Linked DNA regions of Homo sapiens: region 1 is linked to region 2. A link is an interaction called in ENCODE POLR2A ChIA-PET data of the cell type or tissue named here. Cell type or tissue: MCF 10A. All regions are shown on one strand.

The links. Peaks named below come from ENCODE experiments on the same cell type or tissue, not always from the same donor. Only the 100,000 strongest peaks of a DNase experiment are listed, where the experiment ranks them.
Region 1: POLR2A ChIA-PET joins it to region 2 with 5 read pairs; 9 of 35 experiments call an interaction of 5 or more read pairs at or near these places.

What each region holds. Positions count from the first base shown.
Region 1 is chr7:44,994,006-44,996,505 of GRCh38, reverse strand. LOC102723334 (a long non-coding RNA gene) reads left to right here. Exons shown (of 4, transcript XR_428139.4): 3 at 1,362-1,477. Among named protein-coding and RNA genes, the nearest start is that of CCM2, 4.9 kb to the left of the region's middle. RefSeq lists enhancers at 1,227-1,276, 1,297-1,356, 1,397-1,446, 1,527-1,576. In MCF 10A, no CTCF peak of the experiment used is centred here; no DNase peak of the experiment used is centred here.
Region 2 is chr7:44,866,062-44,868,561 of GRCh38, reverse strand. No RefSeq gene overlaps it. Among named protein-coding and RNA genes, the nearest start is that of MIR4657, 14 kb to the left of the region's middle. In MCF 10A, no CTCF peak of the experiment used is centred here; a DNase peak (open chromatin) is centred at 1,051.

The DNA of each region.
Region 1 (2,500 bases), 130 kb before region 2:
TGCAAATGACATTTTCATTTTTTTTTCCTATGGCCAAATAGTATTCTATTGTGTATATATACTAATTTTTTTTGACATGAGGTCTCACTCTGTCACCCAGGCTGGAGTGCAGTGGTATGATCACTGCTCACTACAGCCTTGATCTCATAGACTCAAGAGATCCTCCCACCTCAGCCTCCCCAGTAGCTGGAACCACAGGTGTCTGCTATCACACCTGGCTAATTTTTTTACTTTTTGTAGAGATGAGGTCTCTATGTTGCCCAGGCTGCTCTCAAATTCCTGGGCTCAAGCAATCCTCGCGCCTCAGCCTCCCAAAGTGCTGGGATTATAGGCTTGAGTCACCACGCTCAACCTTATTTTTTGTCTTTTTTTTTTTTTTAGAGACAGGGCTTCCCTCTGTTACCCAGGCTGGAGTGCAGTGGCATGATCTTAGCTCACCGCAGCTTGAGCTAAGGAGCTGGGCTCCTGGGCTCAATGGATCCTCCCACCTCAGCCTCCTAAGTAGCTGGGACTGCAGGTGCGCCAACACCCTTATTTTTTGCCTTTTTGATAATAACCATTCTAAATGGGGTGAAATGGTATCTCATTGTGGTTTTGATTTGCATTTCCCTGATGACTCATGATATTGAGTATTTTTTTATATGTACCTATTTGTTTTTTGTACATCTTCTTTTGAGAAATGTCTACTCAGATTCTTCGCCCACTTTTTAATGGATTATTTGTGGTTTTTTGCTGTCAAGTTGTTTGAGTTCCTTGTATATTCTGGATATTAGTCCCTTGCCGCATGAATAGTTTGCAAATATTTTCTCCCATTCTAAAGGTTGTCTTTTCACTCAGTTGATTGTTTCCATTGCTGTGCAGAAGCTTTTTAGTTTCGCTTAATATAGTCCCATTTGTCTATTTTTGGTTTTGTTGCCTATGCTTTTGAAATTTTAGCCATAAAATCTTTGCCTCGTTCAATGTCTTGAAGCATTTCCCCTATGTTTTCTTCTAGTAGTTTTGTAGTTTCAGGTCTTATGTTTAAGTCTTTAATCCATTTTGAGTTGATTTTTGTATCTGGTGAGAGATAGGGTGCCAGTTATTAATTAAGTCCTAGGCTTTGGGGGCTGTTAGAAAAGTTACTCCTGGATTGTCACTAGAGATAACACCTGGCTTCCTGCAAGTATGACTTACAGCAGGCTTGTTTCCTGGGCTGGTTGCTGTAGATAACGAATTGGTTTCCTGAGGAGGTTTCTGCAGGTTGTCAGTCAGAGTTCTAGTTGTACAAATGGTCCAGCCATTGTCTATTTGTATATTCAGTCTCTCGTAACAGACACCAATGAGACAATTATAACATAAAACAATCTTTTCTTTCTCTCCAGGTCACACCTTGGCTGTAAAGTGTCCTAACAGCCACCTACTTATGATTACTGCTTTCTTACCAATAACCTCCCCAGCCTGTTGTGTGGCTCCTACATCTTGAACAAAAGCGACCAAGGTACCCAATTACTAAACTGCCCACACTTCATGAAAGCAACTTTATAGCCATGATACTCACTTCCCCTTGTCCCCTCTTCAGAATTACTCAGGGCCAGCCCAAACCTTACAAAGTCCCCTTCCTATTCCCTCGTAATGAGAAGCAGCCCTTCTTCCTCTGGGGTGCTCTCCCTGGTCATGGTAGGTTAATAAACCCAAATCTTTTTGCCCAACTGATTTTTGTATTTTAGTAGAGACGGGGTTTCACCATGTTGGCCAGGATGGTTTTGATCTCTTGACCTCGTGATCTGCCTGCTTCGGCCTCCCAGAGTGCTGGGGTTACAGGTGTGAGCCACCGCGCCTGGCTTAAACCCAAGTCTTTTAGACTGCTGGTGAATTTGGCTGTTGAGCTTTGTGACCCAGCTCAATAATCACATCTTCCACTAAATTTCTGGATGCAATTTTTCCCTCCTCCAGTTTCCAGATAACTGTATCTGTATGTCTGTGATGCTAGAGTTAACCAGGTTTAGGACATTTCCTCTACTAGAATAAGCTCCTTTGAAGGTACGGACTATGTGGGATTCCTCCTTGTATCTGAAATAAACTCTAATAAGGGAAATTATGTACACTGAGCCAGACTGAGGTGGAGGGGCACTGGCAACATTACCTGAACATAGTTTCTCATAGATGCTTCCCAGCTAGGCCCTGTTCAGGTAATGTTTCCCTGGTTTTAAGAAAACCCCTAAACACTGAAAATTTACACTTAATTGGCCTATTCAAAGACAGTGTTCCCAGATTTGCATTTTTGCTAGATTTCAGCCAATTTTTTTTTTTTTTTTGAGACAGGGTCTCACTCTGTCACCCAGGCTAGAATGCAGTGGAACCATCTCAACTCACTGCACCCTCAACCTCCCAGGCTCCAGCTATCCTCCCACCTCAGTCTCCCAAGTAGCTGGGACTACAGATGCACACCACCACACTGGCTAATTTTTGTATTTTTTGTAGAGACAGGGTTTCACCATGTTGCCCAGGCTGGTCTTGAACG
Region 2 (2,500 bases):
GTCAGGAGTTCGAGATCAGCCTGGCCAATATGGTGAAACCCCGTCTCTACTAAAACTTAAAAAGAAAAAAAATTAGCCAGGCGTGGTGGCGCGCACCTATAGTCCCAGCTACTCAGGAGGCTGAGGCAGAAGAATTGCATGAACCCGGGAGGCGGAGCTTGCAGTGAACCGAGATTGTGCCACTGCACTCCAGCCTGGACAACAGAGCGAGACTCTGTCTCAAAAAAAAAAAAAAAATCACCTAATAGGTGCATATTTCCCTTTGAGTTAAACAACTTACATTTAAAATGAACAAGTTGGCCAGGCGCGGTGGCTCATGCCTGTAATCCCAGCACTTTGGGAGGCTAAGGCAGGTGGATCATTTGAGGTCAGAAGTTCGAGACCAGCCTGGCCAACATGGTGAAACCCCATCTCTACTAAAAATACAAAAATTAGCCAGGTGTGGCGGAACGCACCTGTAATCCCAGCTACTCGGGAGGCTGAAGCGGGAGAATTGCTTGAACCTTGGAGGTGGAGGCTGCAGTGAGCCGAGATTCGCACTGCTGCACTCCAGCCTGGGCGAGGTGACAGAGCTAGACTCCGTCTCAAAAAAAATAAATAAATAAAATGAACAAGTCACTAAATGAAGTGATTCTCTGCTGATAATTCACTGGATGAAGGAGTACTGGGATCCAATTGGCCTTATGAGATGATGGCTAAGTTTAAGAATAAGAAAATGTATTGTCTTTACTGGCTTGTTGTATGACCTTAAGTGAGTTGTTTCTCTGCATAAAAAAATCCCTGCCCTTATTTACATCTAGCTGCTTCTGGCCTTGAAGCTTTGGCTTGGAATTCTGAAAGAGTTTTTTTTTTTTTAATTGGGTCCTCTATCATGCATAGTTCAGAACATAAAGGCAGGTTCCTCACCTTCTAGTATAAATAACATAAAAAGAGAAAGCATGCTAGGTGTTCTGGCAGAATGGCAGAAAACAAACTTCTGAAGGAAGAAGAGCTGTTGTCAGCGATGTGGAATGTTCTAGTCCAGCAGCTGCTGATTTTCTGGCAGTGAAAACCCAGCTGGTGACATCACTTAGGCAAGTGACTCATCAGAGCAGTGCTCTCATTTATCTGCTCCTCATCTGACACCACATCTTTTCTGGTGGGGACTGCAAACTCTATTTTGATTACACCTGCTGAACTCTCCCAAACCTTTGTCAGCTATAGGTTTTCTCTTTTGTGGGCAAGACTTAGGATAGAAACAAGCGTGGGAATTATCAGGGTTTGTTGCAGTGTTTTATATTGTACCTACCATTTTGCCTTCAAAGGTCACACTTTAAGGGAGCCAGGGCCAGGCAGGTGGCTCCTGATCCCAGCACTCTGGGATGCTGAAGTGGGTGGATCGTTTGAGTTCAGGAGTTCAAGACTAGCCTGGGCAACATGGTGAGACCTCACCTCTATTAAAAAATATAAAAAATTAGCCAGGCATGGTGCCATGTGCCTGTAGTCCCAGCTACTTGGAAGGCTGAGGTGGGAGGATCACCCAACCCTGGGAGATCAAGCCTGCAGTGAGCCATGATGATACCACTGCACTCCAGCCTCGTCAACAGAATGAGACCCTGTCTCAAAAGAAGGGGGGCTTGGGAGTGGAGCCAGCTCTCTCAATTTCCCTGCAAGCTGCTCCCATCCACCCTCTGAGGCTACGCCTGACATCATTGCTGGGGTGTGTTCTAGAGCACCTTCTCTCCATGACTGTGTGGGTTTTCTCTGGGTACTCTGGTCTCCTCCCACATCCCAACGATGTGCAGGTTAGGTTCATTGGCATGTCTAAAGTGTCCCAGTCTGAGTTCATGTGCCGTGTGTAGAATAGCATTCAGTCCAGGATTGGCTCCCACCTTGTACCCTCAACTGCCAGGATAGGCTCCAGCCACCCACAACCCTGAACTGGAATAAATGGGTTAGAAAATCAATGTATGGATAAATGAATACAAATTATTATAAAATAAAAATTGGTAAAGAATATGATAATTATACAAATGCATGACAATAGGCAATGAACAATGAGGAATGAAATTGCTCAGTGAGCCTGCCAAATGTGTGATTGTTTTTTAACTGTGTGGTAGCAGAGGCCATTCCTTACAAATTTTGCTTTATAAACATTTATTCCTTAATTTAACCCACCCCACTGTGACAGTCATCACTCATTCATTCACCAAAAATGAGGCAAATAATTATCCTACTTGTTTTTATTAATCTTTTTTTTTTTTTTTTTTTTGAGATGGAGTCTCACTCTGTCATCCAGGCTGGAGTGCAGTGGCATAATCTCAGCTCACTGCAACCTCCACCTCCCAGATTCAAGCAATTCTCTTGCCTCAGCTTCCTGCATAGCTGGGACTACAGGTGTGCGCCACCATGCCCAGCTAATTTTTTTTGTATGTTTAGTACAGACTGGGTTTCACCATGTTGGTCAGGCTGGTTTTGAACTCCTGACCTCAGGTGATCTGCCCACCTTGGCCTCCCAAAG